2 separate regions of the Homo sapiens genome follow, and region 1 is linked to region 2. Evidence: chromatin loops called from intact Hi-C (ENCODE). Cell type or tissue: GM12878. All regions are shown on one strand. Links, peaks and the distances in the headings refer to the core of each region. The heading gives the core; the rest is flanking DNA. Region 1 overlaps ZNF341 (zinc finger protein 341). Region 2 has its middle 54 kb from the start of CHMP4B.

Region 1 (16,096 bases), core at 1,740-9,739, 71 kb before region 2:
AGCCTATTTTTAATTCTTAAAATAACCACCAACAGGGTGTAACTTGTGGTTTGCAGTTTGCAAAATACTCCTAATTCTCTTCCCCAAAGGTAACTGTTAGCGGTCTAGTCTGCATTCTTCTAGTTTTATTTTACACATATATAAAACGCTTGCTTACGTTTGCAAAAATGAGCACATACTATAACTTATGTGCCTTTTTTTCCTTATCATATACCTTGGCGATGTTCCCCAAGGAATGTGTGCTTACAGTTCCCCTGGAGGCTAAATTCTGTGGGTCCCCCTCCCCCGGGCCCCCCCCAGAAGTTGTTACCAACAGCACCTTCTTTTTCACATCTGAGTAGTCTTCCTCAATGAATTTTTCATCTTGTATTTAGCCAGTTCTCTATGTATGAACCTTTTTTTTTTTTTTTTTTTTTTTTGAGACTGAATGGCACGATCTTGGTTCACTGCAACCTCTGCCGCCTGAGTTCAAGCAATTCTCCTGCCTTAGCCTTCCAAGTAGCTGGGATTACAGGTGTGCACCATCACGCCCAGCTAATTTTTGTATTTTTAGTAGATATGTGGTTTCACCATGTTGGCCAGGCTGGTCTCGAACTCCTGACCTCAAGTGATCCCCCCGCCCCAGCCTCCCAAAGTGCTGGGATTACAGGCATGAGCCATCACGCCCAGCCTATGTATGAACCGTTAAATTACATTTCAGCTATTAGTTTGTACACACAATGCTGTGTGGGTCCCTTGGCAAGCTTTTGGAAGTGTATCTGTAGTGTATATTCTTAGGAGTGGAAATGCTAGGTTAAAATGCATGTGTAATACTGAGTTTCAGTTTGGGATGATGAAAAAATTCTAGAGACAGATGATGGTGATGGTTGCATGATGGTGCAAATGTACTTATGCCACTGAACTATACACTTAAAAGAAGCTTAAGATGGTCAATTTTCTGTTATGTATATTTCTCCACAATAAAGAAGGGAAAAGAAGTAATGCATTGTAAGTTTGATATTACCAAATTGCTCTTTATGGCTTTTAAAAATTATTATTCAAAAGTAATACATGCTGCCAGGCGCGGTGGCTCATGCCTGTAATCTCAGCACTTTGGAAGGTGAAGGTGGGTGGAGCACCTAGGTCAAGAGTTTGAGACCAGCCTGGCCAACGTGATGAAACCCCGTCTCTACTAAAAATACAAAAATTAGCCGGGTGTGGTGGTACGCACCTGTGATCCCAGCTACTCAGGAGGCTGAGGCAGGAGAATTGCCTGAACCCAGGAGATGGAGGTTGCAGTGAGCCAAGATCAAACCACTGCACTCCAGCCTGGGCAACAGAGCAAGACTCTGTTTCAAAAAAAAAAAAAAAAATACAAAAAACGAAACAAAACAAAACAAAAAAAACCACACAAATAATACATGGTTATTATAAAAATGGAAACAATATAGGAGTACATAAAGTAAAATGTTAAATTTCCCCTTCAAGTTGTAGTTGCCACTGACACTTTGGTCTGTCCTTTCCCTACACCTCCCCATCTTTCTTCCTGCATCTTCAGTTTATTTACAGAGACACATGGCCAGGGCTTTTTTGGGGTGTGCAGGTTGTATTTTTTCTTTCTTTTTTTTTTGTTGGAGCTTACATATCCAGTAGGGATTATATTTTTTTCTAAGAAAGACGAGATTGTGTTAAGCTGTTCTACTGCTTTCTTTCCCCACTAGCAGTATGTCCAGGAGATCTTTCCAGATCAGGAAACACAGATTGACCTTTTTAATCTTTTTAATGACCACAGAGCATTCTATTGTAGGGACCAGCATTTCCGTATCGACTGGGTTGATGGTTTTTCAGAAGTACTTTATTCATTCCAGAGGGAGAACAGAGAGGAAATAATGGCAGGAAGTCACAGCAGCCCAGAAACAGCCCCTTCCAAAGGGCAGGCTGTGACCCCACGGCAACTTTGCAGGCACCTCCCTTGATTTCCTGTGGGTTCCTCAGGTAGCCCATCAGGCAAGAGCTGCCCCAGGACGGGTTTAACAGCAGGAAGATCTGGGTAGCTCAGATGGGCTCTGGATCACGCTGCTGGGCTGGAATCTTAGCTCCCGCAACCATAGGGGTAGCCCCTGAGCCAGTCCCTTCACCTCTCTGAACTTCAGTCTTCTTTCTTATCTGTGAAACAGGGATGATGGGAGTCAGTGCCTCCTGGTTTTTTGGAAGGATTCAGTTAGATAAGGTGTGATTCCTCGTCCCCCAGGGTGGACCGCATTGCCAGAAATGACATGAGGCCACCTTGCTTCTCAGGCCGTGCCTCATCCTTGACTCCTCTCCTCCTCTCACAGTCACAGCCAGTCCAGTGGCAAGGGCTGCCGACTGTGCCTTCCCAACATGGCTGTCCTGGGCCACTTCCTGGTTATCCTCACCTCCACCCTCATTCGAGCTGGTTAAAAGCTTACATCAGAGTCCATCCCTCTGCTGTTCAGACCTTCTGGTGCTTCTCTTCTGGCTCAGAGTAAAAGCCAAAGTCCTGGCTGGGCGCGGTGGCTCATGCCTGTAATCCCAGCACTTTGGGAGGCCAAGGCAGGTGGATCACTTGAGGTCAGGAGTTCGAGACCAGCCTGGCCAACATGGTGAAACCCCCCATCTCTACTAAAAATACAAAAATTAGCTGGGCGTGGTGGCACACACCTGTAATCCCATCTACTCAGGAGGCTGAGGTAGGAGGATTGCTTGAACCCAGAAGGCAGAGGTTGCAGTGACTCACCTGAAATCTTGCCACTGCACTCCAGCCTGGGTGACAGAGCAAGGCTCTGTCTCAAAAAAAATAAATAAATAAAAGCCAAGTCCTTAGCTCTGCCTCCCAGGTCCTCCCATGCGGACCTGGCTGGCTCGCTGCCCTCACCTTCTGCCTTGTTCTCTGGCCACACCAGCCTCCCTGTTGTTCATCAGCACCGCCAAACGCACTCCTGCCTCAGGGCCTTTGTACCTGCTTTCCCTGCTGCCCAGACCATCTCCCTGATGACCTGAGGTCTCTCCTCATGCATGGCCTCATCAGAGAGGCCTCTCCTGACCATCCTGTCAAAATAGCCCTGTCTTGTCTCTGGCAAAACAAAGCCACTGAAGAATGAGAGAGGCTATTTTCTCCCCTGGCCACCTCCCTAGAGGAGCTGCTCCCCTGAGGGGCCCAGCGGGGACCCTTGTGCCCTGGATGCCGACTCCTGGTGAGTGCTGGCTCTCCCTGTCTGTGTCTGCTGCAGGTGAGAAGCCCTACAAATGCTCAGTGTGCGAGTCTGCGTTCAACCGCAAGGACAAACTGAAGAGACACATGTTGATCCACGAGCCCTTCAAGAAATACAAATGCCCTTTCTCGTGAGTAGAGACTGCCATGCAGGGGGGTGGGTAGCGGGACAGATTCTCCAGGGGTGCTGCTGGGGAGGGTGGGACAGATGTCAGGCCTGAGGGCAGGCCTCTCCTTTTTTTTTTTTTTGGAGACATAGTCTCACTCTGTCATCCAGGCTGGAGTGCAGTGGTAAGATCTTGTCTCACTGCAACCTCTGCCTTCTGGGTTCAAGCGATTCTCTTGCCTCGGCTTCCCAAGTAGCTGAGATTACAGATTTAGTAGAGATGGAGTTTCGCCATGTTGCCTAGGCTGGTCTCGAGCTCCTGACCGCAAGTGATCCATCCACCTCGGCCTCCCAAAGTGCTGAGATTACAGGCGTGAGCCACTGTGCCTGGCCAGGCCTCTCTCCTTTTATCCTGTCCTGGGCCCTGCCTGCCTCACTTCCCACCCTACCTCCTTGCCCAGCCCTTAGGGTGGACAAGGCTGTCCCTTGTGCCCAGGGCTAGTGGAGGGGCCAGCAAGAGGATCCTAAGCTTGGTGAGCTCCCCCTGACCAGTGGCTTTGGGTTTTAGGACGCACACAGGCTGCAGTAAGGAGTTCAACCGGCCGGACAAGCTGAAGGCCCACATCCTCTCCCACTCTGGTAAGTGGCTCTTGGGCCTGCTAAGAGGGTCTGGTTCAGCTCTAGTTCACTGGGATAGACCCGCCAGGAAGAGAAAGAGCAGACATATCCTGTGAGGCTTGTTTTCCCTGCCTGGCACATTCCAGCCAGCACTTTCACTTATGTGGGCTATGAGCCAGGCCTGTGTTAGGGACTTAAGGGTGAACAGAGATGAATCAGACACAGTCCCCCAGTCCAAGGAGGAAGCTGACCTGAGCAGAGATGACTCAGTTGGAGCAGTGCCCAGTGTAATAGAGGTGTGGACGAGGTGTGGAGGGAATCAGATTCCAGCCAGGTCCAAGACATGGCCAGGAAGCTTCTTTGATAGGGCAGGGCAGGGGTCTCCAAGCCACTCCTCAGTTTCTCAGCGCCTCCTCAGAGCAGCCTGGCTGGCTTTCCACATGCCAGCCGAGGTCTAAAACAAGGTTCTTCAACCCTGGCACCATTGACAATTTGGGCCAGATAATTTTTTTTTTTTTTTTTTGAGACGGAGCCTCCCTCTGTCACCCAGGTGGAGTGCAGTGGTGTGATCTTGGCTCATTGCAACCTCTGCCTCCCAGGTTCAAGCGATTCTCTTGCCTCAGCTTCCCAAGTAGTTGGGATTACAGGTGCCTGCCACCACACCCAGCTAATTTTTGTATTTTTAGTAGACATGGGGTTTTCACCATGTTGGCTAGGCTGGTGTCGAACTCCTGACCTCAAGTGATCTGCCCGCCTTGGCCTCCCAAGGTGCTGGGATTACAGGTGTGAGCCACCGGCGCCTGGCCTGTAATCCTGTAGATAATTTTGTCCTGGGGGCTGTCCTGTGCCCTGTAGGATTTTTAGCAGTATCCCTGGCTTCTATCTACTGGTGTCAGTGGCATCCCCCCACAGTTGTGACAACCAAAAATGTCTCTAGGCATTGCTGAGTCCTCTGGGGGGTAAAGTCTCCCTTGTTTGAGAAGGTTTACAGAAAGGAGTCAGTCACTAAAGAAAGTGTGAAAACTGGGAGAGTAGGTCAATGACTTGGACACACAGGGCTGGGTTGGAGTCTTAGTGCTGCCATGTTCCTGTGGGTGGCCTCAGGCGTCACGGCCCCTCCCTGAGCCTGAGATGACCTGGCAAAGCGAGCCAAGGTGCAGAGAGTGAGCAGCTGTTCCAGGCAGAGGAGAATGGCAAGTACAAAGGCGCAGAGGGAGGAGCCAGCGTGGCATCTCTGAGGAGAGCGAGTGTGGCTGGCGCAGAGAGTGGCTGGAAGAAGGCAGACGACGAGGGTGGAGAGAGCTGGGGCCAGATCACACAGGTGCTGGTGGGGAAAGAGCCTGGATTTTATTCCCAGCGCAGGGCACTGTTGCGGGGTGAAGGTCTGGATGCTTCTCACTGACTTTCCCTTGCCCTCCAGGCATGAAGCTCCACAAATGCGCCCTGTGCAGCAAGTCCTTCAGCCGCCGTGCCCACCTCGCCGAGCATCAGCGCGCCCACACGGGCAACTACAAGTTCCGCTGTGCTGGCTGCGCCAAGGGCTTTTCCCGCCACAAATACCTCAAAGATCACCGCTGTCGTCTCGGCCCCCAAAAGGACAAGGACCTGCAAACCCGGCGGCCCCCCCAGAGGAGGGCAGCCCCCCGCAGTTGCGGCAGTGGTGGGCGCAAGGTGCTGACCCCCTTGCCTGACCCGCTGGGGCTGGAGGAGCTGAAGGACACAGGGGCTGGGCTGGTGCCCGAGGCTGTCCCCGGCAAGCCGCCCTTCGCAGAGCCGGACGCGGTGCTGTCCATCGTTGTGGGTGGTGCGGTGGGCGCGGAAACTGAGCTGGTGGTACCTGGACACGCTGAGGGGCTGGGCTCCAACCTGGCTCTGGCGGAGCTGCAGGCTGGGGCCGAGGGCCCATGTGCCATGCTCGCTGTGCCCGTCTACATCCAGGCCTCCGAGTGACGGACCTGAGGTGTCTGTTTCCTGGGCAGGCCTGATGCTCCTGTTTGGGTCCAGGGCCCCTGGGGGCAGACCGGTGATCCTTACCAGTGGAAGCGAGCCATCGAGCCATTGGCAGAAATCCTGCTGAATGTCATTCAGAAACCTCAGCCCATGGTCGCCCTCCTGTGCCCCTCTCCTGCCGGAAAGCCCTGCAACATTCTAGGGTTGGGGGCAGGGCCATCCACGGTTTCTGGGCAGAGCCATGGTGGCAGGAGAGAGATGGCTGAAGCCTGAGCAGCCCAGAGTCCCGCTGGTCTAGGCTGGTGGTCGGGGCCCCTGGGAGAGGAGACAGGGCATTCCTCCCCACTCTGTCTCCAGGCTGCCTCTGGGTAGCCTCTAGTCTGCTGTTCTTCAGGAGGCCTGCCATAAACTCTTCGGAGTTTACGTGTTGCACCTTTTCACAGACGGTTCCCCACAGCATCCTCAGACAGCTCTGTGATGTAGCTTTTAGGAGGCACTCAGGTGTCACGGCTAGACTGCAGCTATGAGACAGATCTGGCTTCAAATCCAAGAGTTGCCATGCACTTGCTGTGTGACCTTGGGCAAGTCACTTCACTTCTCTGAGCCCCGTGTTCCTCATCTGTACAATGGGGCTTACGATACTACTACCTCATAGGGTTGTCCTGGGGATCCAGTATGATGAAGTGCGCCAGGGGCTTGGCATGGTGCCCGGCACGCAGAAAGTGCTCAATAAATGTTTTTGTCATAACGTGTCCGGGTGGCCTGGGCCAAGCTGTGGCAGTTTCCTTCTTTGCCCCTAGGTGGCAGCACTCCCCCTCTGAAGCTTGTGGTGGCTGAGGGGTCCCAGGCCCCTCACACAGGGAGCCCTGGAGAGATGATAAGGGAAGCAAGGCTGGGCACGGCAGCTCATGCCTGTAATCCCAGCACTTTGGGAGGCCAAGGTGGGCTGATCACCTGAGATCAGGAGTTTGAGACCAGTCTGGCCAACATGGCAAAACCTCGTCTCTAGTAAAAATACAAAAATTAACCGGGTGTGGTGGTGCACACCTGTATTCCCAGCTACTTGGGAGGCTGAGGCGGGAGAATCACTTGAACCCAGGAGACAGAGGTTGCAGTGAGCTGAGATCGTGCCACTGCACTCCAGTGTGGGAGACAGAGTGAGACCCTGTCTCAAAAAAAAAAAAAAAAAATTAGCTGGGCATGGTGGTGGGTGCCTGCAGTCCCAGATATGCTGGAGGCTAATGTGGGAGGATCACTTGAGCCCAGGAGGTTGAGGCTGCAGTGAGCTGAGATTGTGCCACTGCATTCCAGCCTGGGCAACTGAGCAAGACCCTGTCTCAAAGATTTAAAAAAAAAGAAAAGAAACGAAAAAAAAGAAAGGAAATTGGGAACACCCATCCACAGAAAACAGTCCAGGACAACACCCCATGGGGGTCGGGGTTTGTACTCACTTGTGGGAATTCAGGATAGTTAGCCACCTCCAAATCCGTTGTAAACAAGATCAGAAATCCCTCTCGTGTCGGCATCTGGAGGCCATCAATGTCACCGCGTCCAGTGCTTCCTCCTACCTCTCAGCTGGTCCCGGTGGGAGGTGGACCGGGCTCATGAGGAGGCGGGAAGGAGAAAAGGGCCTTGACTAGTGTTTTCCTGTTTATCTTCACAGCCACCCTTCTGGGCTGTTGGACTCCATTTGATGACTGAATTGTTTTGAAGGCTGGCAGGTCCCTCAGGCATCTGTGTTGGATCTCAGGGCTGGAACTCAGAGCCAGGCCCAGCTTCCCACATCCTCAGGAAGGGTGTGACGCGGCAGGAGGGACAGAGTTGATGGGGGTGAGGTGTGTAAGTGTACCGGCCTGCACAAAGGCCCGAGGGGGACTGGTGGGGACAGGAAGTCAGAGGGGATGCCCCTGGAGCTGGGCCTTGGCCCGGGGTGCTTTGATGGGTGGATGGATAGGGGAAGGTGTGCTGGGTGAGAGCAGGGCGCGTGCAAACACCTTGGGGTGGGACAGTGCCAGGCCTGCTATGTTCTGGGGCCGGCGGATGTTCCAGGGTGACCAGAGGTCTCAGAGGAGTAGGTGGATAATGATCATGGCTGTTGCTTCACCTTCTCCACACGAGGGACACTGTGCCAGGCTATTTACAGTCACGTCGCCTCAGCCTGTCATGTGAGTGCTGTTACTTTCTGTATTTTACAGCTGAGAAAACCCAGGCCCAGAGGGGTAAACTTCCTTACCCAAGCTCACACAGCCAGGAAAGCTGCAGAGCTGGGACTCAAGCCACGGCAGCCTGCCTCCATGGGTTCTTAGCCACTTTCCACGATTGAAGTGTGGGTTGATGAATCAGAGAGGGCCTTAGATGTGGGTTAAGGAATCTGGACTTTATTCTCCACATAATGAAGGGGAGTCATGGGAGACAGTGAACATTTTTAAAAGTTGTAACAATGGCATTGAAAGAAATGTGAAGAACGACATCTTCAGCCGGGTGTGGTGGCTCACTCCTATAATCCCAGCACTTTGGGAGGCCGAGGCGGGTGGATCACCCGATGTCAGGAGTTTGAGACTATCCTGGCCAACATGGTGAAACCCCATCTCTACTAATAATACAAAAAAATTAGCTGGGCGTGGTGGCACATGCCAGTAATCTCAGCTACTTGGGAGGCTGAGGCAGGAGAATCGCTTGAACCCGGGAGGCAGAGTTTGCAGTGAGCTGAGATCCCGTGACATTGCACTCCAATCTGGGTGACAAGAGTGAAACTCCATCTCAAAAAAAGAAAAAAAAATGACATCTTCTTCCTAATATAACTATTTAAGTGGTTTTTCTATAGCTTCTTCCTGTCAGTGCACACAGGCATACACGTCTACTGGTAATCACGAGAACTAACATTTATTAGTTATCGAATGAATGCCTGGCACCATCCCCAGCACCTCAATGTAGGCACTACTTTTAAGCCCATTTTGCAGCTGAGATGAGGCAACAGGCACATTAAGGTTAAGCAGCCCAAAGTCACACAGGAGGGAAGTAGCAGAGCCAAGCCACAGATAAGGACATACCAAGATCAGCTATAATGTTTAACAGAAAGTTGGTGACAAATCCCAGCACTTTGAGAGGCCGAGGCAGGCAGATCACGAGGACAGGATATCAAGACCATCCTGGCTAACATGGTGAAACCCTGTCTCTACTAAAAATACAAAAAATTAGCCAGATGTGGTGGCCCTGGAGCTGGTCCCAGCTACTTGGGAGGCTGAGGCAGGAGAATCGCTTGAACCTGGGAGGCGGAGGTTGCAGTGAGCCGAGATCATGCCACTGCTCTCCAGCTTGGGGGAGAGCAAGACTCTGTCTCATTAAATAAATAAATAAATAAATAAATAAATAAATAAATAATAAAAAAGAAAGTTGGAGATAGCTGCTCCAGGACCCCAGGGTCTGCCACCGAACTCCAAGATGCTGGACAGAGTGGAGCATAAAAAGGGGCTGGCCTAGGCATCCAGGGTCTCACTCCACCCCCAGAAAGATCACAGTTTTTTTACCGGGTGTGGTGGCTCACTCCTGTAATCCCAGCACTTTGGGAGGCCAAGATGGGCGGATCACCTGAGGTCAGGGGTTCGAGACCAGCTTGGCCAACATGGCGAAACCCCATCTCTACTACAAAAAATTAGCCATTCGTGGTTGCATGTGCCTGTGATCCCAGCTACTTGGGAAGCCAAGGCAGGAGAATTTGTAGAATCCGGGAGACGGAGGTTGCAGTGAGCCGAGATCTCACCATTGCACTGCAGCCAGGGTGACAGAGTAAACTCATGGACAGACTCTTACTCTAAGAGTAAACTCTGTCTCAAAAAAAAAAAAAAAAAAAAAGAGAAAGATTACAGTCTTTGGTATCAAGCAGAGCTGGGTTTGAATTCTGGCTCTGCCCCCTCCTAGCTGTGTGACTATGGCGAGTCACTTCACCTTTCTGAACCTCAGTTTCCTTGTGTCAGTGTGGAGAATAATAGTACCTACCTGGCGAGGTTGATGTCACAATTCACGGAAATAATTCAGGTAAAGCAGAGATCACAAATTGGCCGCTCATGGCAGCCTCCAGACAGTTTGGCATTCACAGTGTCTGAAAAAGTAAGCCAACGTTTAAAAACAAATTTAAAATATACTACAGTGGTGAAGTGTCAGGAATGACACAAGGATGCCTGCTGTTATGACTCCAATATTACATTAGTGGCCTGGCCAGAATAATAGAGCAAGAAAAAGAAATAAATAGTATCAGGATTGGAAAGGGTGAGATAATAGCAAGGGTGCTGAAATAATAGCAAGATCAATATATACAAATCTACTATGCTCCTATACTCCAGAAGCAATTAGAAAATGTAAAAAATTGGGACATTTGGGCCAGGCGTGGTGGCTTACACCTGTAATCCCAGAACTCTGGCAGGCTGAGGTGGGTGGATCATGAGGTCAGGAGATTGAGACCAACCTGGCCAACGTGGCAAAACCCTGTCTCTACTAAAAAATACAAAAAATTAGCCGAGCATGGTGGTGCGTGCCTGTAATCCCAGCTACTCAGGAGGCTGAGGCTGGAGAATCACTTGAACTGGGGAGGTGAAGGTTGCAGTGAGCTGAGATCATGCCACTGCACTCCAGCCTGGGCAACGGAGTGAGACTCTGTCTCAAAATAAATAAATAAATATATAAATAAACAAAAAAACTCATTTCCTCTGATAAGTTTTCCTTGGCCAATCTGTGTAACATAGCCCCACCTCCATCATTCTCGAATTCCTTACCCTATTTTATTTTTATACGTCACCCTTGACATTATATTAGACATTTGTTTATTGTCTGTTGTCCTCATTAGAAACAAAAGGTCCACAAAGGCATCGACTTTTGTCTGTTTTGTTCCTGAAGTATCTACAGTGCTTAGACCTTCCCAGGAATTGTTCAATCAATATTTGTCGAATGAATAAACAACAGCACTTTGAGAGAAGAAGGCTCACTTTACCCACCCGCTCCTCTCACCCCAGGGAGACCAGAGAATCTGTCATGTAGACCGAGATATGACTGACCCAGGGTCCTGGGAAGTAATGTCTGATATAAAAGGATATCTTCCTTTGTTCAAAGAGGGAGCAGAGAATATCTGGGCCAAATGACTAAGGCAGGTGGCTTGGAAGTCTCGACAGAGCAGGTGGAAGTCGACAGAGCAGGTGTCCCTGTGGCCCAGGGAACTGGTTGGACTAGTTTTGTCTCCTTTGGGGAGGAAGGAGTGGAGGTGGCAGCTACGGGTGCTCCCAACCCCCAAGGCTGCCAGCAAGTGACCCCCCCACACACAAGGCTTTCAGGGCCTGAAGGGTGGTGATCAGGGAGGTGAGCAGGCTCCATCTAAGGATTGGCAGTGACTTCTTACTAGCTGAGGGTGCCTCAGGTAGGCTTAGGCACAGAACCCAACTTTAGGGCCTTGCGTCCTTTGAAGAATCACAGAGAATAAACAGGCCCAGGGAGAGAAAAGGTCTTGTCCAAAGTCTCATCAAGGCAAGGCTGCTTCCCAGGCCACTGCTACCTCAGTCCACTTATTTATTGATTAAATATTTCTTGAGTACCTATGACGTGCCAAGCATAGTTCTTTGATGATACATCATGAGCAAAACAATCATTTGTGGAGATCCTTTGTGGAGGAAGCAGAAGATAAACAACAAAGTAAATAAGTAAGTTATAGATGTTAGGAGGTGACGAGGACTATAGAGAAGGAAAAAAAGTAGAGGTGAGTAGAGGTTTTGAGAGTTTGGAGGGTGCTGGTGTGTTTGAGGAAGAGTAGAGGGGCCAGTGTGATTGGAGTGAGGCACTGGAAAGGGGGAGGGCAAGGAGGTGACAGGAAAATCATGACATCATGTAGGGACTTGAGGGACATTGAAAGGACTTTGGGTTTTACTTGAGGGACGTGGAGAGCCATTGGAGGATTGTGAGCATTCAGTGACTGGATCCGACATACATATGTATGTCCAGTGTCAAAACATATATATGTGTGTGTGTGTACATATATGTATATATATATGTGTGTGTATATATATATGTCAGATGTCAAAAAAATATATATATATAATTTTTTTTTTCCTGAGACAGAGTCTCTCTCTGTCACCCAGGCTGGAGTGCAGTGGCGTGATCTCAGCTCACTGCAACCTCCAACTCCCAGATTCAAGCGATTCTCGTGCCCCTGCCTCCTGAGACTACAGGTGCATGCCACCATGCCCAGCTAATTTTTGTATTTTTAGTAAAGATAGGGTTTCACCATGTTACCCAGGCTGGTCTTGAACTCCTGGCCTCAAGTGATCCGCCTGCCTCGGCCTCCCAAAATGCTGGGATTATAGGGATGAGCCACTGTGCCCAGCCAAACACATATTTTTTAAAGGATACCTCTGCTTACCATGTAGAGAATGAGCTGGAAGGAATAAAGATGGAGACAGGAAGGCCAATGAGGAAGAGTATTAGGTTCCTCTTGCTTCTGTAATAAAGAATCAGAAACTTAGTGGCTTAAACCAACACAGATCTTATCACTCTGGAGGTCAGAAGTCTGATATGGTTCCCACTGGACTAAAATCAAGTGTTGGCAGGGCTTTGTCCTTCCGGAGGCTCTAGGGGAGAATCTGTTCCATTGTCTTTTCCGGTTTCTAGAAGCCACCTGCATTCCTTGGCTTGTGGCACCTTTCTCCATTCAAAGGCAGAAGGGCAGCATCCTGCCAGTCTCTGACTCTGAAACCTCTTGCTTCTGTTTTGTGATTACATTGAGGCCAGCTGGATAATCCACAATAAGCTCATCATTTCAAACTCCTTAACACTTCTACAAAGTCCATTTAAGGTGAGATTCTGGGGATGAGGACATGGACGTCTTTGAAGGACCATTATCCTGCCCACCAGGAGGCTACTGCAATAGTGCAGGCAAGAGATGATGGTGGCTTTGACCAGAGTAACCGCAATGAAGATGGTAAGAAATGATAGCTTTCTGGATATATTTTGATGATAGAGCCAACAGGATATTCTAAGGGATTGGATGTGGACTTTTCCTTCCTCGTGCAGGTAGACTTCTAGTCTACCTGTGCCTTGGGCCTGCGCCTGGGTGAGGATGAGGGTTTCCCTGGGGTAAAGTCCAGGGAGTCACAGTCATTGACTGGAGCCTGTGTGGCCGTCTAGGGCCTGCTGCATGGCCTGCATGTGGTCAGACAAATGGGTATGGAGTAGGCCCTGTAACCCACCATTAGCACAAGTGTAGGGTCCTTTCTGGTCAACAGTTTCACCCACCTCCCCCTCACTCCTCACTTAACCCCTCAAGTTCTGCTGGGTTGGGCCTTTCCTGCCCCCATCGCTTACTTTGCCCCACTCCCCTGGGAGGTGAGACCTGCTCCCAGGCCCACCACACTTTATTTATTTACCTGTTTGTAGGTGTGAGTGTCTCTCTGTTCATTCATTATTTGCATGTAGGCAGAATAGCACAGTGGCTAAACTGGTTGCCTTTACAGTAAGAATCCCAGCTCTGCCTCCTACAAGTGTGTGATCTTAGGCAAGCTGTCCAACCTCTGTTAATGTATAAAATGGGAACAATAAAGCCTACCTCATATAGTTGTTGTGTGGGCTAAATGAGGTAATGCATGTAAAATCCTCGGCTCAGTGTCTGGCTTAGCATAAAGTGCTGATGAAGATTCTCTGTTATTTTCTCACGGTTCAAGTGCCAACCAGTCCACTCAATAATGGTGTGATCTTCGGCAAGTTATTCAACCTCTCCAAGCTTCTGTTTCCTCAGCTGTAATCTGTAACTACCTCATAGAACTATAGTTGGATGATTAAATGAGATAATCTGGCTGGGCGTGATGGCTGACACCTGTAATCCCAGCACTTTGAGAGGCCAAGGGGGGAGAATCAGTTGAGTCCAGCGGTTTAGGACCAGCTTGGGCAACATAGGGAGACCCTGTCTCTACAAAAGATACAAAAATTAGCTGGGTGTGGTGGCACACACCTGTGGTCACAGCTACTCGGGAGGCTGAGGTGGGAGGATCGCTTGAGCCTGGGAGGCAGAGGTTGCAGTGAGCCATGATCGTGCCACTGCACTCCAGCCTGGGTGACAGAGTGAGACCCTGTCTCAAAAAATAAAATAAAATAAAAATAAGTAAATAAATGAGATATTCTATGTAAGCTGTCAGAGTGAGAGCTCCGTGGATGTTAATGATTATTATTCCTGTTGTTATTATTTCATAAATATCTGTTGAATACATACTCTGTGCTAAGGCCTTTGTCTGTGTTGTCACTGAATCATCAGAATGGCCTGGTGAGGAATATAGTGTTATTTCTGTTTCACAGACAGGAAAACCAAGGCAGGTAAAGCACATGGCTGAATGGCAGAGCCCCAATTCTAATCTAGGTCTGTGTGGTAGGCACCAAAACATGTTCCCTCTTCATTACTTCAACGCACTTTTAAAAATTGAGATAAGGGGCCGGGCGCAGTGGCTCACGCCTGTAATCCCAGCACTTTGGGAGGTTGAGGTGGGCAGATCATGAGGTCAGGAGTTTGAGACCAGCCTGGCCAACATGGTGAAACCTGTCTGTACTAAAAATACAAAAATTAGCTGGGCGTGGTGGCGCATGCCTGTAATCTCAGCTACTCAGGAGGCTGAGGCAGGAGAACTGCTTGAACCGGGACCCGGGAGGCGGAGGTTGCAGTGAGCCGAGATCGTGCCATTGCACTCCAGCCTGGGCAACAAGAGTGAAACTCTGTCTCAAAAAAAAAAAAAAAAAAAAATTGAGATAAGGCCGGGCGTGGTGTTTGTAGCCTGTAATCCAAAACTTTGGGAGGCCAAGGTAGGCGGATCTCCTGAGGTCAGGAGTTCGAGACCAGCCTGGCCAAAATGGGGAAACCCTGTCTCCACTGAAAATACAAAAATTAGCCAGGTGTAGTGGTGGGCACTTGAAACTGGGTGGTAGAGGTTGCTGTGAGCCGAGATTGTGCCACTGCACTCCAGCCTGGGCAACAAAGCGAGACTCTTTGTCTCAAACAATAAAAATAAAAATTGAGATAAAATTCACATGACATAAAATTCACCATTTTGGTCGGGTGCGGTGGCTGATGCCTGTAATCCCAGGACTTTGGGATGCTGAGGCGGGCGGATCACCTGAGGTCAGGAGTTTGAGACCACCCTGGCCAACATAGGGAAACCCCATCTCTACTAAAAATGCAAAAAATTAGCCAGGTGTGGTGGCAATACCTGTAATCTCAGCTACTCAGGAGGCTGAGGCAGGATAATTGCTTGAACCTGGGAGGCAGAGGTTGCAGTGAGCCAAGATTGCACCACTCCACTCCAGCCTGGGCAACAGAGTGAGACTCCATCTACCAAAAAAAAAAAAAAAAAAACCTCACCATTTTAACTAAAGTATACAATGCAGCTCTTTTTTATTACATTCACAATATTGTGTAACCATCGCCACAATCTAGTTACATAACATTTTCGTCATCCCAAAAAGAAACCCTGTACCCATTAAGCAGTCATTCTCCTTTTTCCCCCTCTCTGGACCCTGGCAACCACTAATCTGCTTTCTATCTCTATGGATTTGACTATTTTGGACATTTCATATAGGGTCAGCCTGGGTGACAGGGTCTCACTTTGTCACCCAGGCTGGAGTAGAGTGATGAAATCACAGCTCACTGCAGCCTCGAACTCCTGGGCTCAAGTGATCCTTCCACCTTAGCCTCCTGAGTAACTGAGACTACAGGCACACACCACCATGCCCGGCTAATTTTATTTATTATTATTATTATTTTGTATAGCTGGGGTGTCACTATGTTACCTAGGCTGGTCTTGAACTCCTGGGCTCCTGCGATCCTCCTGCCTTGGCCTCCCAACGTGCTGGGATTACAGGCATGAGCCACAGGGCCTGGCCTCATTCCTTTGCATTTGGATACCCAGCTGTCTTAGCACCATTTGTTGAAAAGACTATGCTTCCCCCATTTAATGGTCTTAGCACACTTGTTGAAAATCAATTGACTATAGATGTATAGGTTTATTTTTGTACTCTTGACTCTATTCAATTGATCGATAAACTTCTTTATTGTAGCTTTGCAGTAAGTTTTGAAATCAGGACATGCGAATCTTTCAACTTTATTTTTCTTTTTGAATATTGTTTTGACTATTCAGGGTCTCTTGCGATTCCATATGAGGTGTGGGATAAACTTGTCCATTTCTGCAAAAAAT
Region 2 (16,096 bases), core at 1,341-9,340:
CATGCCTGTAATCCCAGCTACTCGGGAGGCTGAGGCAGGAGGATTGCTTGAACCCGGGAAGCAGGGGTTGCAGTGAGCTGAGATTGCACCACTGTACTCCAGCCTGGGCAACAGAGTGAGACTCTGTCTCAAAAAAAAATTGCATTTTCACAAACTCCTGAGGTAATTCTGATGTAGGTGGGCTGGAGCCCACACTCAGAACACTCAACGTCGACAGGATCAAGTCCTCAGAATGGCTAACTTGACCTCATGACCTGGCCCCCATTTTCATTTCCCTTTGAACCCCAAATCCTGTTACCCAGACTTCCCTGTCTCTTGGAGCATGTGCTCTGTCCCTGTGGCCCTTCCCTCCTGGACACAGCCCTCCCTGTCCTGCAAAAGCTGCTGCTTCCTCCTCTGCTGCCCACCTGTCAACGCTGTCTCTTCATCATTTCCCACTCCCTTACCAGATGGCGAGGTCACTGTACTTCCTGGCCCCTAGGTCCACCTGGCACAGATCAGGTACGAAGACATTTATGTGAACACCGGTGTGGTGGAAAGTCAGAGGGAAGTACTGTCGCCAGGGTGTGCCAGGAGGAGGTGGGATCTGAGCTTGCACGTGAAGGAGCAGATTTTCCACGTATGCCTGTGAGGCGGAGCACCATAGACCAAGGGAACCTGCTGAGGGAGACACGGCAGGGAGGCCAGGGGCTGCCTTGGGAGGAGTTGGCTGGGGGAAGGGGCTTGCTTGGAGTGGGTGGGAGGTAGAACTGAAGAGGGAGGCTGGAGCTAGATGGGATGGAGGGCATGAGACTAAGGCAATTGCAGGCAGGCAGGAAAGGACGGGAGGAAAGGGAAGGAGGAAGGAAAGAAGGGACAGAAAACAGGAAGAAAGGGAGAAAGGAAATTAGGTTCTCAGGCAATAATTTGGGGCCAGGAGAGGATAGAGATGAAACTTCTAAGGTTGCCTTCCATTTCCCTCAGTGATGTGAAGACAGCTTTGCAGCAGCTGTGATCCTGTGGAGTCAAACCTCACTGCTCCAAGTAGGGACGACACCAGGCAGGTGTGTGGCCAGGCCACCTCAGCAGCCTGTAATGTGGACACACCAACTTCAGTTAAAACAGCAAATGTATTTTCTCACAGTTCAAGGGATCAGAAGTCCAAAATCTAGGTATCAGCAGAGCGTCTGGTGGAGGAGGATCCTCTTTGGCCCTTGTGGCTTCTGGTAGCTCCCAGCATTCTTGGGTGCTCCTTGGCTGGCTGCTGCATCGTCCCAAACTCTGCCTCCACCTCCACATGGCCTTCTCTGTGTCCTTTTCTGTCTCTTACAAGGATGCCTGTCATTGCATTTGGAGCTCACTCTAATCTAATATGATCTCATTGTGATCCTCACCTTAGTTACATCTGCAAAGACTCCATTTCCAAATAAGGTCCCATTCTGAGGGTTCGGGTGGGTGTGAATTTTGGGGGACATTATTCAACCCACTCTAGCTGTGAGCTGGGGGCCTATAAGCCCGCAGCAGGGTGGAGAGAGCTCAGTGGGGCAGACACAGGAAGCACAGGTCTCGTGAGCCCCATGTGCTGGATGTGAAGCCCAAGGCTCAGAGAAGCTCCAGGGCCCACTGCTAATCAGTGACAGTGAAGAAGCCATGGGTTCCTTAGCTTGTGAAGGCCATTCATTCATTCTACAAACATGTTTTGGGTACTTCTATGCCAGCTGTCTGGAAGCTCACAGTTTGGTGGGAAAATTAGAAAGGCCGTAGCCATCCACTTCTTCATCATCATCACCACAGGCTGGGTCCTCTCTGTAGTGAGTCCCACTGGGAAGAGGGTTCCTGGCTCAGGAGGGTTTGTGGGAGGACATGATATCTCAGCCAAGATCGGAGGCTGATGAGGTCTCAGCAGGGGAAAAGATGTAACAATAGAGAGGTCGGAGGGTCGCGTTCAATGCCTGTGCAAGAAAGGCCTGGAGCCACCCTTGGCCTGCTTGTGAACTCCAGATGAACCATGACACACAGTCACCAGACCTGCAGTAAACATTTACGAAATGAAATTACAGATGAGGAGGCCGAGGCGCCAAGGTGCTTCCAAGTGTCACAGCCAAGTACCAGCAGAGCAAATTCATGAACCCAGCTCCCCTGTCTCCCCATCCATGTCTCTTCCGGTCTGGCCTGGGCACCCCGTCTCAGAAACTGCTTCCTTCCTTCCTGCTCAGCTGTATGCTGGCCTTGCCCAGACCGCAGAGGAGCCAGGTGGAGCTGGGTTAGACACGCAAGACTTTGGGTCTTGCAGCTGAGACTCTGCACCAATCCCAGGCTAGATTTCCATGAGGCACTGGCTAAACTGGTCCAAATTCCCGCAGAGTAGCTCTGAGGGAGAAGCAGAGGAGAAGGATCCCCCTTCAGAGTAGAAACATTTAGGGAACATACACGAAGAACAGACAATCTGTACCTTCTCACTGAACCCACACAAGAACTATTTCAGGGCAGAACCATTCGTTACCCCATTTTGCAGCAGAGAAAGCCCAGGCTCAGAGAGATAAAGTGATTTGTCCAAAGCCACAGTTGTGGAGTCACAAGAATCCAGTCACACACATACCTCCTCCCCAGGCCTTCCCTGCTGCTGTGGTGGGGGAGGAGCCGGGTCACAGAGATGCATCCCTGACTCCCTTAGAAGGTGTTGACCCTGAATGTGACCAAACCCTGGGATTTTAGAGGCCAGCTCTCTCCCATGGCCACTTCCTACTGACAGTGAAAAGGCCACAGGCAACAGGACCTGGGATCACCCAGGGTCACCTGGAATGGAGCGGCAGGGTCAGCCATGCAGAAGAGTTGGGGCTCCTGTCTTTTCCACAAGGGGCTGATGAGGGGATCCCCTCTGGGGCTGGGTCTCCCTTCCCACCCTGAGGACCTGTCTGTTTTCACCCAGACAATCTCACTGATTGTCTGACAAAGTAAAGAAGCAAATGAATTACTTATTCTATGAAAGCCATTCATTCAACAATTTTCTTTTTTTTTTTGAGATGGAGTCTCGCTCTGTTGCCCAGGCTGGAGTGCAGTGGCGCAATCTTGGCTCACTACAACCTCCGCCTCCCGGGTTCAAGTGATTCTCCTGCCTCAGCCTCCCAAGTAGCTGGGATTACAGGTGTGCACCACCACGCCCAGCTAAATTTTTTTTGTAGTTTTAGTAGAGATGGGGGTTTCACCATGTTGGCCAGGCTGGTCTCAAACTCCTGACCTCAGGTGATCCACCCACCTTGGCCTTCCAAAGTGCTGGGATTACAGCGTGAGCCACTGTGCCCAGCCAAACAAATGTATTTTGGTTGGGCCTGGTGGGTCACGCCTGTAATCCCAGCACTTTGGAAGGCTGAGCTAGGAGGATGGCTTGGGCCCAAGAGTTCGAGACCATCTTAGGCAACATAGCAAAATCCTGTCTCTACAAGAAATAAAAAATTAGCCAAGTGTGGTGGTCGTGCTTGTGGTCCTGGCTACTCAGGAGGCTGAGGCAGGAGGGTTGCTTGAGCCCAGGAGGTTGAGGCTGCAGTGCGGCAGGATCATGGCACTGCACTCCAGCCTGGGTGACAGAGCAAGACCTTGTCTCAGAAAAACAAAACAAAACAAGTGAACAAAATAAATACCCAAAGAATTTTTTGAGTACTTCTATGCCCGCTCTCACAAAGCTCCTTGTTTGGTAGGAAAATTCCTTATCTCCCTCCTCAGCTTGGGCGCCTATGTAGGGACACTTGGTTCCCTCATACAAAGCGTGGACAGACATCAGGGTACATACTCATTGCTGTTTCGCTTCTCCATTGCTGCAAGAAACCCGCCCCTGAAACTTAGTTGTGAAAAGCAACTATTTTATTTTATTTTATTTTATTTTATTTTATTTTCTGAGATAGAGTTTCACTTTGTCTCCCAGGCTGGAGTGCAATGGCACAATCTCAGCTCACTGCAACCTCCGCCTCCTGGGTTCAAGTGATTCTCATGCCTCAGCCTCCAGAGTAGCTGGGATTACAGGTGCGTGCCACCACACCGGGCTAATTTTTGTATTTTAAGTAGAGACGGAGTTTTGTCATGTTGACCAGGCTGGTCTTAAACTCCTGATTTCAGGTGATCTGCCTGCCTCGGCCTCCCAAAGTGTTGGGATTACAGGCGTGAGCACCCACACTCGGCGCAACTATGTTATTAAGCTCACAGATTCTGTGGTCAGAAATTTGGAAAGGGCCAGTGGAATGATTTGCCTCTGCTCCGTGATAACCGGGACCGCACCTGGGAGACCTGAAGACTGAAATGACCTCCATGGCTGGAGGCTGGAATTATCTGGGGACCTCTCCAGTCAGTGGTGTGCTACGTGTGGTAGTTGATGCTGGTTGTTGACTGGGACGTGCCCTGGGGCTGTCAGCAGGAACCTGAGACCTCTCCATGTGACTTGGGCTTCTTATGGCGTGGAGACTTCAGTGTAGCCAGAGCTCAGGGCTCTAAAAGTGATTGTCCCAGCTAGCAAGGGGGAAGGTGCGTCATCTTTTGTGACCTAGACTTAGAAGTCATGCAGAATCACTTCACTGCATTTTACTGGTTATCAGTGAGTTGCAAACCCACCCGGGATTCTAAGGGAGAGGAATTAGGCTCCACCTCTTGATGGGGACATGGCTAGTTCTAAAAGAGCTTGGGGGACAGGAGATATTACTGGGGCTGTCTTTGGGAGCTAAAGTCTGCTATGATAGCTAACACAGAGCATTTAGTATATGCCAGGTATTGAATGAACTCATCTGGTCTCTGAACCCCTATCAAAAGAATATTTGTGAGTATATACCATATTTATTTATTAATAAATTATATAAATGTACCACTGTACTAATATATTGTGTAATAATACACAACTCCTTGAAGTTTTAAAAGCCTAGGATAGAAATAATTATAATAAAAAATTTCAATGTTTTCTTTCTGTATTCCTAAAGAGTTTAAGGATTTTTTTATTTTTTTAATTTTTTTTGAGACGGAGTCTCGCTCTGTCGCCCAGGCTGGAGTGCAGTGGCGCGATCTCTGCTCACTGCAAGCTCCGCCTCCCGGGTTCATTCCATTCTCCCGCCTCAGCCTCCCGAGTAGCTGGGACCACAGGCGCCCGCCACCACGCCCGGCTAATTTTTTGTATTTTTTTAGTAGAGACGGGGTTTCACCGTGTTAGCCAGGATGGCCTCGGTCTCGATCTCGATCTCCTGACGTCGTGATCCGCTCACCTCGGCCTCCCAAAGTGCTGGGATTACAGGCCCGAGCCACCGCGCCCGGCTGGCTTGTGTTTATTTAAGGAATGGAAGCGTTCACTCAAGCCAGACTTCAGGGGCAAATGTACATTGGGAATCTCCAAGGGACATCTCCCAAACTACCTGACCAGGGTGTGGGTTCCGCCGAATATCTTTTGGGAAACGCTGTGCGGGGGTCCCTAGAGCGTGTGGGTCCTCCCCATCCCTCCTCCCGGGTTTGAGGGGCCGACGCGGCAGCGCGCCCAGGGGCCTGCAGGTGGCGCCATGTCCCAGGCTGTGGGGCCCCGCTCCCGTCGAACCACGGGGAGACCGTGGGCTCCTCCCGGGTGGTCTGCGCCTGGCGCAGGGAGGGGCCTAGAGGAGGCGGTGGAGTGGGGCGGGGAGGGGTGTCTGCTTAGCATCGGGCGCTGCTCCCTTGCCCTCCCTTGCTTTCCCCTCTCTCCATGCTTCCCACTCCCCCTACTGACCCCCTCACTCCTTCGTCCCCCGCCTGCCCACAGGGACACCCCCATGGATAGGGAGAGGGCTGTGTCCTAGCTCCTGCCAGAGTCTGGAGGCCGCGAGTCTAGGGTGTAGGAGAAGGGGGCCAAGCCAGCCAGGAGGTGGGGCCATTGTAACAACAATCACAGCAATAGTCACTATGTATGGAGGCCCACTCTGCCGTGCGGGGGTGGGGAGCTGCAGTTGTGGGCTGCTAGCTCATCTTCTAGGCGGTCTTCCTGTTCCAGGTCCCTCTGCTGCCCCCAGGAGTCCAGCAAAGCAGGACAGCTCTGTGGACATGGATACCTGTGTGTCCCCCACCCCCAGCCCTGCATCTGGCTTAGCGGGAAGGCAACCCGCTCGTGGGAGGGTGGGAGTGGGTCCCAGGCTGGGGACTTCACTTGTTGCCCTGGAGCTGGTTCTCCAAGAGCACAGACCCTAAACCACTGCCCTCTACTTCCCTGGTGAGCTCCCCACCCCCATACCTTAGGCAAATTTCCTTTTCCAACCCCACTCCACCAATTTTCTCTGCCTCCTCCTTCTGTGAGGTTTGTGGGCCCAGTGTGGCCTCAGGGGGCTGAGGGGATCTCATGGAGTTGAGCCTCACCTTGTCCAGTGCCCAGCAAGGCCTGGGGAGGGGTGCCCAGAAGCCATGTTTTTGTCATACTGCCAAGGAGGACCTTGGATGCACTTGGGGAAGCGCTGATGAAGAAATGACTTCAGAAAAAAAGACCCTGATTTGTAATCTTTGCTGATTTCCATGTAAATTCTCTTACCGTGGCCAGCTTCAAGCTACCAACATGACAAAACATTTCTTAACATTCAGCCATTCCTGTGGTCCCTGGAATATGTGGAGAAAAGAAATTGAACCACAGCGTCCCGGACCTGGTAGAAGCCGCCTCCAGCACAACAGTGAGAAGGTCTGTTTAGGACTCTGCTTGTTTCAGAAAGATCCCGGCTTTGCTTTGGTCAGGATGGGCTACATCACTGAGGGGCCCAGTGCAAAGTGAAGATACAGGGCCCCTTTTTCAAAAATTATTCAGAACTTCAAGACAGCAACAATAGACTGTTAAACCAAGTGTGTGGCCCTTCTGAGTGAGGGCCCTGTGTGGTTGCTCAGGTTGCACACCCATGAAACCTGCCCTGGCTCTGTTCCAGGCCACCAGGATGGCTTGCCTGCCAGGACCTCCTCACTGGCCTTCCTGCTGTCTCCCTGGCCTCCTACAAACCATTCTCCACTCAGCAACCAGGGGTTGCTCTGGGCTGGATCTTGTCACTCCTACACCTGCCGCTTGTCCTTGAGAGCAAGGGCAAGGCTCCTCTGCCTGGCCTGGTTCTGAGACACTGGGCTCCCCAGTTACATATCCTTATAGCTCCGCACACATGTGTTCCTGCCTGGCTCTCTTCCCTGTAGAAACTACATTTCCTTGTATGATCTCTCCCTTTATACCATCAGCAGTGTAGTCCTGTGCTCAGTACCGCTGCAGGCCTGCACTTAGTAGATACTCAGGATGTGCTAAATTGAACAAAATGAATTAATTGATGAAAAGGACAATTGGATCAGGATAGGGCTGTTCCAAATGTTTTCTGGCAACAGACTCATTTCATCAAATGAGATCTTACAGGGAAGCCCACGACATGAAACAGAAAAGGGCCGCTGCTTTGCCTGCAATGGGAGGGACCAGACGCCTGACTCCGGAGGCCATGCAGTCACTGCCTCTGCAGAACCTGGTTTGGCGGCACCAACATTGCCACTTTCCTTTGTTCTTCCTGCATTTAACCTTAGCCGACCCCTCCTGGCTGACATTGACGATCTGGTTTCTGTTCGTATTAGCCGGACTGAGAACTTTAGCTGTCACGTTGGTTGTACATGTGGATTATGCTCCTGTCTCCCCTTCTCCCTGTACCTGCGGATCACTCGGCCATCGCTTGGCTCTGAGAACAGCGGCTGGGCTGAGCCATGGGCAGAGGATTTGGTGTCCTTTGGGGAGGGGTGCTGATGGTGAGCACAGGGGCAGGGCTGCAGTGCCCCCCGCCCCCAGCACAGCCAGGCTCCCCCACTCCCCTCCACTTTGGTCAAATGACCTTCCGTGGCCAGGGGCGAGGTGCTCCCTCTCACTGAGCTCTAACCTCGCTTGAACACCCACCAGCATTTATTGAGCGCCTGCTGGGTGCCAGCATGTTGCCAAGGGCTACCTGGGTTTTATTTCCATGGGTCCTCACGACAACTCTTAGGAATGGCTGTTATCATATTCCCCATTGTACAGATGAGAAAATGGAGGCTCACAGAGGGAGAGGACTTGACCAAGGCCACACAGCGGATGATTCAAACTTCTGACCCACCCTGGCCCACAATGGGCAGCCGAGCTAGAGACCAGTACTTTATGGATGAGGGGAGAAAGAGGAACCAGGACCTCATGCTGCTTCTGGTGGCCTGGCTGCATCCTCTGACCCTGGGACGCGCTCCTGGCTCTTACCTGGGAGGCAGCATAGCAGGTGGCATTGGAAGCAGAGGGGCCTGAGCTAGAATCCCGGCTCTGTCGCTGACCAGTCTGGTGACCCAGCTATGTGGGGGTCTCACCAGCCTCACTCTCCTGCCTGAGCAAGGGAAGCAGAGATGTCAGTACCCACCTGCCCGGGTGGGGGCAGGTGAAGGAGAGGTTGTCTTGGCACACGGCACATCTGAACACTCGCTGGGGTGGCTATGAGGGGTCCTCACGCTTTACCCACCTTGGGCCCATCTTAGAATGAAAGAAAATGGAATCCCCAAGGAGGTCTCTTTCCTGTCCTTCCTCAGTGCATCTCAGAGTTGGACCCTGAGGGGACCCTCTGCTTGGGGCTGTCCTGGGCTGGGCATCCTCCCCTCCCTGCTCCTGATGTAAAAACTCCAAGGGTGGGTGCCGCATGAGGAGGGCCAAGGTGCTGCGTTCTAGTCCTTGCCTGGCCACCGGCTGGTGCCTAGACCCTCTCTGGACCTCAGTTTCCCCACCTCCAGCATGGGTCTCCTGCAGAGCCCGTGAGGCAGCAGAGGATGGATTTGAGCCTGGCTGTGTGCGGTCAGGGCACCTCCCATACGCGAGGGGGTGGATCAGTCTCCTGGGGTTGCTGTGACAAATGACCATGAACTCAGTGGCTGAAAACAAGACACACATTCGCTCACAAGCAGTCTCGTATCAAGGTGTCAGAAGGGCCACGCTCCTGCAGACGCTCCGGGGGAGAGCCCTGCCCTGCCTTCTCTGGAAAAGATGCAGCGATCCCTGGCCTTTCTGGGCTTGTGGCCTCTGATCTCTGCTCTGTCTTCAGGTCTCCTCTGTGTGTCTTCTCCTGCCTCTTATAAGGACATTTGCCATTGGATTTAGGGCCCACTAGGGTAATCCAGGATGATACCATCTTAAGATCCCTAACTTAATTATATCTGCAAAGACTCTTTTCCTAAATAAGGTCATATTCACAGCTTCCAGGGATTTGGATGTTGACATATCTTTGGGAGCTATGACAGTCAGCCTCACCTCACAGGCTCCCTACCAGAGAAAGGCAAGTGAGGGCCAGCGGATTCCTCTAAGGACCTTGGAGAGTGCCGCATACAGTAAGCTCAACAAATGTGAACCCTAAGAAAGAGACATGGAGGCACAGGGAGGAAAAGATCACGGAAGAGCTTGCCCTGGCCATGCTGAGACCCCTTCCCCCCAGCTTTGGGCCTTGTCTCTGGGGGTGGGCCAAGCCGGACCCCTCCAGGGCAGGGCGGCAGCACACACCGCCAGCCCTGCATCTCTGCATCCCATTCTGGCAGAGCACTACCCAGAAACATATTTTACCCATAAACGGGCCAATTAAGAAGGCAAATGTTTTCAAACAGGAGGATTTATTGGCATAGAATGTGCCATCCCTCTAAGCAAGAGGAGTGGGGGTGTGTGCGGAGCCATCTGGAGGGGAGTTGTTTATCATATTTATTTAGTTACAAGTTGCTGGTTTAGAACTGGCAGAGCTTTGTGAGGTGGGATCGCAGTTCCCTGGGAGGGCACAGGCTCGGGTGGCTTTGTGCACAGGGGTATGCCCGTGTCTGTGCAGACACGTATGTCTTTGTGCCTGAGCGTATGTGACCGTGCACCTACATGTGGGAGTTTGCCTGCCTATGCGTGTGCATACCCTTTATTGGGTCTGCTCTCTGTGTGTACACACATGTGCCTCTGTGTGTACACATGAGTGTAAGAGGGCCTAGAGATGTCCTGGTGCATGCGTGTGCACATGCGTGTTTGTGTGCATGTGTGTGCAATTCTTCTTTGTGTGTGGATGCAGGTGTGGCCTTGTGTGCACTTGCCTGGGACAGATCCTACCTTACCCAATTTGACTTCCAGGCAGTCTTGGACATCTCTGAGAGTCTCTTCCCTGGCAATTTCCCACATCATCCTCTTTCTTTGATCTCTTTCTCTTCCCCGTGTGTCTTCTCTTCTCTTTCTAGACCAGGGGACACCAGTAGGTCACGTGAATGAGAGAAGAAGGTCTGGCCTGGGCTAGGCCTTTGATGCAGACTCATTGTGTGTGGCAAAGGTAAAGGAATTGTCTTGGCCTCTGCAAACATACATGCTCTCCTATTTTACCTAAACACGTGGCTCTGACTCTCTGAGACTACTCTGTTTCTCAGCATCTGATAGAGATATGGGACAAAGAATCATTACAAGTGCCATGATCGCCAACAAGAACTACTTAGCCTGTGGTTCTGGGAGCCAATAGACAAGGGTGGGGCTGTGGTGAACAGGAGAGTGCGTGCCCCTGTCTAAGGGACAGCCAATCCTCGGTGATGGTTGCTTTGAGAAATTTCCAGCCTCTGTTGCCAGGTCTTCTGAGTTTCTAAGAAAAACCAGAGATTTGTATTTTTAAGAGAGTGTGCTTGATTTTTAAACATTGGCTCAAAGATTTTTGAAACATTGCAGGCCAAATGGAACTTGTGTGCAGGATGAATGATCAGGGTGCTCATCTGCAGCCTCCCCCACGCTCCATGTGCACCCCTCTGATCTGTGGCTGTAGGGATCATTGTCAAGCTCATGACCAACATCTGTGCCTCGATTTTGGGTCTAGACCCACTATGAGTCAGACCCTGTCATCCTGGGCTCATGTCTTGTGAGCACAATGAACCCAGCATGTCCACGAAGCAAAGCAGCATCTTTCCTCCATCAGTGCCTCCCTTGAGTCCCCGAATCAGAGGCAGCCCCGCCATCAGCTCTGGAGATGGAATCTGGGTGTCATCCTTGGGTCCTCACCACCCCTCAGCCTCCGTGGGCATTGAATCAGTCACCCAGTCCTGCTGGCTTTGCCTCCAGCACACATCTCTACAGCCTCCGTCATCTCTCTCCTGAATGACAGTGACAGCCCGCTCCAGCTTCTCCAGGCTTCTAGTTGTGTCTCCCTGCTCCTTCCCTGTCCACCTCTCCAGCCTTGTCCTTCCCTCTCCCTGCTGGCACTTTAAGCTTCAGCAACACCAGACTGCTTGTGTTCTATTTTATTGCCTCTTGCCTTTGCAATGACGTCTCCTCTTCATGGAATGCCTTTCCAGGCCTCTCCACTTCCCCCGACTAACTCCTCTTTATCCTTTGAGATCCCATAGGAAGCTCCCTCTGCAAAAGGGTGATAAATAAATCTCACCTGGCAAGGTTGTTCTCAGACTGCATGAGGTCCTTCCTGGCACAGTGCCCAGCACACAGTAGGTGCTCACTTGATGTGCCTGCCTCCCCGTCCGCTGGCCTCCCCTGCCTGCCACTCTCTCTGGAGGGAGGACCGTGGGCACTGACTGGGCCCTGAGGGATGAGACAGAGTAGCCCCCAGACAGGTGATCTCACAGCCTTCCCCAGGCCTGGACCCGGTGACTCTCAAATGACATCAGCCACGGAACTTCACCAGCAGATCAGGTGGGCTTTTCCAATCAGCCCTCTCCTGTTAAATGGGCATTTTGATATTTTCACTGGATGTACATTAGTCACGGAGAATTCTGATTTGCACAGCCTGTGTTTTAGAGTGTGATGTTCTAGGCTGTAAAGATAATCAGCTCTCATAAGAGATAGTTTCCCTGGTGCCAAGGGTGGGGGACTGGGGTGGCGACAGCGTGATTGGAACTCTAAATGTCTGAAGTGACTGTCTCAAGTCCCCTGAGCCACAATTCAATCAGCCTCTCCAAACGAGAAATTCAACAGTGAGCGTTAAAAAAACAGTGGAGGATGAAAATGAAAAAAGAAAAACACTCAAAATGGAATTAAGTTTTGGGGGCATTGGATGGAAGTTTTAAAAATGAACAGTCACAGCCCCCCAAAAGGTGCATCTTCTCCAGTGCGGCGGAAGCAGGGAAGGGTTTGCTTTCTGGGATTCCGGAAGAACTTTCAAAGTTTCTTCTTCCTTTTTTCCCCCTCCTTTCCTTCCTCCCTCCTTTATTCTCTTCCTTCCACAGATGTTTCCTGAGCACCTACTGTGTGCAGGGCACCACGCTGGGCACTGCAGACCTAACAATGAACAAGGCAGATGTTGTTCCTGCTCTTGCAAAGTTTATAACCCTCCCCTACTGTTAGGCCTGAGGGTCGTTTCCAGTTTTTCATGGTTGCAGATAATGGGGCAATGAACATTTTTGCATGCATACCAGGATGAGGCATGGAATGAAGTTTTCTGTTGCCCCAGAAATGGTGCCTGAGGCCAAGCTACAGACAAAGGCATCAAGTACCCCACGTTATTTTTTTATTTTATTTTTGAGACAGAGTCTCGCTCTGTCATTCAGGCTGGAGTGCAGTGGCACCATCTCGGCTCACTGCAACCTCCGTCTCCCAGATTCAAGTGATTCTCCTGCCTCAGCCTCCCGAGTAGCTGGGATTACAGGTGTGTGCCACCATGCCTGGCTAATTTTTTTTTTTTTTTTTTTTTTTTTTTAGTAGCCGCAGGGTTTCACCATGTTGGCCAGGCTGGTCTCGAACTCCTGACCTCAAGTGATTTACCTGCCTCCTAAAGTGCTGGGATTATAGGGGTGAGCCACCGCACTTGGCCAAGTCCCCCACATTCTAAAGAGCACAGTTAAAACTGAGGCCAGACACACCCTTCTGGGCTTATACAGTCCAGCCAGTTTGGTTATCCCCAGCGTCCCCTGGCTCCCCTGGCTCCTCACCTCATTCTGCTCCATAAGCAGGAAACTGACAAGAGATGGAGAGAGGGGAATTATTGGATCATAAGTTGTCATCCCTTGGAGGGGGTCAGTTATTGTCCCCTCCCTTGGAGGGGGTCAGTTATTGTCCCCTCCCTGTGGGAGAGGAGAGGGGATCTCTAAAGGGACCCCTTGCAGAGATGGGGAGGCGTCCACTAGATGGGCAGACAGGCATCTCGGGCCACATTAGAAGGTCTGTGTCTGCTTAGACAGTGGCCCAGCCTCTGCCCTGGGACCTCCGTGAGATTGGACTAGGTATTGGTGGGCAGAGAGGGGATGCATGGAGGAGGCTGTGGCCAAGTCGACCCCAGAGAACAAGGCTGGCTGGGACTGTTTGCCAGGGCAAGGACTTAAGGGGAAGCAGGAGGCTGGGTGTGGTGCCTCACGCCTGTAATCCCAGCACTTTGGGAGGCTGAGGTGGGCCAATCACCTGAGGTCAGGCATTCGAGGCCAGACTGGCCAACAGGGTAAAATCCCGTCTCTACTGAAAATACAAAAACTAGCTTGGCATGGTGGCAAGAGCCTGTAATCCCAGCTACTTGGGAGGCTGAGGCAAGAGAATCACTTGAACCCGGGAGGCAGAGGTTGCAGTGAGCTGAGATGGCGCCACTACACTCCAGCCTGGGTGACAAAGCGAGACTCTGTCTCAAAAAAAAAAAAAAAAAAAAGACGGGGGTGCAGCAGGAGGTCTGGGGTGGCTGCGTGGGGTGCGAGTTGAGGGGTGGGAGAAGCAGGGCCATGGTGGTGGTCTCATGTCAGGGCCCCTGAGGACACAGAGGCCCCAGGGCACAGCTGGGGGGCATCCTGCACACCCTCTTCCCTCACTTGGCCTTGGCTCCTGGACGCTGTCTCTGTCTACCCTCTCTTGCTCCTCTACACCTGCCAGGCCAGGCCAGGGGCTGCCTCTGGGTTCTCGAGGCCCCAGGGTTCCTGCTGCCTCAGCACAGCCCTGGCCTGTCACTGCCAGGTCCACGTCCATCTCTGGTTGATAGCAGGGGCTTTGTCTCGTTCGCTGCTATATCCCCGGCGCCTGGCACAGGGCTGGTAAACAGCAGGCGCTTGCTACGTGTTTGTGACGGGACCTTTGTTGGAGGAGCACTGAGCTGAGGGGAAGGTCGGCTCAGGGTCCCCCGGCTGCAGGATACTGTCCTCGGCAGAGGGGAGGGCCGGCTCAGGGTCCCCAGGTTGCAGGGCGCTGTCCTCGGCAGAGGGGAGAGCGGGCTCAGGGTCCCCGGGCTGCAGGGCGCCATCCTTTGCCAGCTCTTTATCGTCCCTCCTCTTTATGCCCTGCGTTGGTCTGGCTTTCAGTTTACAACCAAATAAATAAATCTTCATCCTCATAGAGAGTTTTCCTCTGGGCAGTGCTCCAAGGAATTGGAAATGCTCCCAGCCTAGGTTTATGGCAAAGGAGCCTCCGGGAGGAGATTTCTTGAGGCTGTTTAGGTGACCCCAGGCCTTTACCAATGCTGTGCCCTCTGCCAACTGTGTGGGCTGAATACGTCCTCCGCCTATGAGGCCTGACCGAAACCCCACCTCCCCCAGGAAGCTGTTCTTGATCCCCCAGCTGTGTCGGGGGTTCTTCTATCCAGTCCTGTAAGCACCCTTCACCCCGGCATCATCAAAACAGGATTTTAGTTGTCTGTGTCTGTCTTTTTCATTAGACTGGGCACTCCCTGAGGGCAGGGACTCAGCGCTGTGTCCCCAGCAGACATCAGGTGCTCATCACGTGTTTTCGAAGGCAGTTGATTGCTTGAACCAGGCTAGAAGGTGATGTACAGAGTGTCTAGAAATGAGTTAAGTGTGAGGTTGAGATGAGGTAGGGCACACGAGGTGGAGAAATAAAGAGAGGGAAGGGCAGGCCAGGGAGAGGGCGTGGTGTGAGCAGAGGTACCGCAGCAGGACATAGCCTGGCGTGCGGGGCTCTCAAACAGTGAGGCTGCCGGCTGAGCCCAAGCTCCAGGCATGGGGCGGTAAGCCAAGAGATGGTAACTAGGGTTGGCGCGACAGATGTGGAGAGTAGGTGACAGACTCAACTGAGGTCCTAGAGGTGGAATCCATGGGGGTGGTTATTGGAGTAGGGGGGTGGCGGGGATGGCGCCCAGTACCCTGGCTCACGACTGGGTGGCTGGTGGAGACACAGAGGAGGAGTTGGGGGTGGGGGTGGGGAGCACTATGCTCAATGTTGGACCCTCCGAGTGGGACGTGGGGCATTGGGGGAGATGCCCAGGAGGCCCTGTGGTCTGGAGAAAGGTCCAGGCTGGAGAAGGAGCAAGGACACAGCTGGCAAGGGGGCGCCTGAGGCCGTGGAGTGGACAGAAGCCGAGGAGGAGGGGGACTTCACCCTGAGCTTACAGCTCCTTGCATAACTTAATTGCCAATATGATTAAACATGTAAATAATTATTTAAAAATAAATATATTTAGAAACTTAAAATTTGGATTCAGGAACATTTTAAAGAAAAAGCACAGATGGCCGGGCGGGGTGGCTCACGCCTGTAATCCCAGCACTTTGGGAGGCCGAGTCAGGCAGATCACGAGGTGAGGAGATCGAGACCATCTTGGCTAACACGCTGAAACTGCATCTCTACTAAAAATACAAAAAATTAGCCGGGCGTGGTGGGGGGCGCCTGTAGTCCCAGCTAATCGGGAGGCTGGGCAGGAGAATGGCGTGAACCTGGGAAGCGGAGTTTGCAGTGAGCCGAGATCATGCCACTGCACTCCAGCCTGGGCGACAGAGCGAGACTCCGTCTCAAAAAAAAAAAAAAGAAAAAAAAGGAAAAGCACAGACATAACAGTGAATTGCACATTGCCTTTCCCAAATATGCTCACATTATGTTCTGAAAAGTTCCCTCTGCTCCCTGCCCACTCCATCCCACTCCCCAGGGAGTAACTGATTTCTCTTTCCAGCATGGTCCAAAGGGCTTGTCAGGGGTTTGCTGTCAAGTGAGTGATGTAAACCCTCCCCTCCACTAGCCCCAGTAGGCATCTGTAGTGTTCACTGCTCACTGGCATGTTTCAGGATAAACTCTTTTGTGGAAACAAGAAAAGGAGAAAAGGAGCTTGGGCCTGTGTTGCTGGGAGTTCACTTGAGGGCCCCTGGAGCTAGAGAAGGTGGGACAAACTGTTATCTACATCACACAGCCCTCCTCAGAGGGGTGTCCTATTGTCCTCATTTTACAGAGTTGGCGACTGAGGATCAGAGA

The links. Hi-C counts contacts between places; a loop is a spot of excess contacts. Peaks named below come from ENCODE experiments on the same cell type or tissue, not always from the same donor. Only the 100,000 strongest peaks of a DNase experiment are listed, where the experiment ranks them.
Region 1: it touches region 2 in a loop (15-fold over the local background); 11 of 110 quality-filtered maps call a loop at or near these places.

What each region holds. Positions count from the first base shown.
Region 1 is chr20:33,785,633-33,801,728 of GRCh38, forward strand. It overlaps ZNF341 (zinc finger protein 341), which reads left to right. Exons shown (of 15, transcript NM_001282933.2): 13 at 3,231-3,342; 14 at 3,886-3,956; 15 at 5,356-6,637. The coding sequence ends at 5,885. It overlaps ZNF341-AS1 (ZNF341 antisense RNA 1), which reads right to left. Exons shown (of 4, transcript NR_110623.1): 2 at 12,286-12,363; 3 at 9,882-9,984; 4 at 1,741-2,145. Among named protein-coding and RNA genes, the nearest start is that of ZNF341-AS1, 17 kb to the right of the region's middle. RefSeq lists a silencer at 45-94 and an enhancer at 6,511-6,805. In GM12878, for the core only: a CTCF peak has its summit at 6,679 (motif pointing right); no DNase peak of the experiment used is centred there.
Region 2 is chr20:33,857,313-33,873,408 of GRCh38, forward strand. No RefSeq gene overlaps it. Among named protein-coding and RNA genes, the nearest start is that of CHMP4B, 54 kb to the left of the region's middle. RefSeq lists silencers at 5,408-5,457, 5,460-5,623 and enhancers at 5,908-5,987, 13,450-13,950. In GM12878, for the core only: CTCF peaks have their summits at 5,493 (motif pointing right) and 5,848 (motif pointing right); no DNase peak of the experiment used is centred there; H3K27ac peaks cover 757 bases.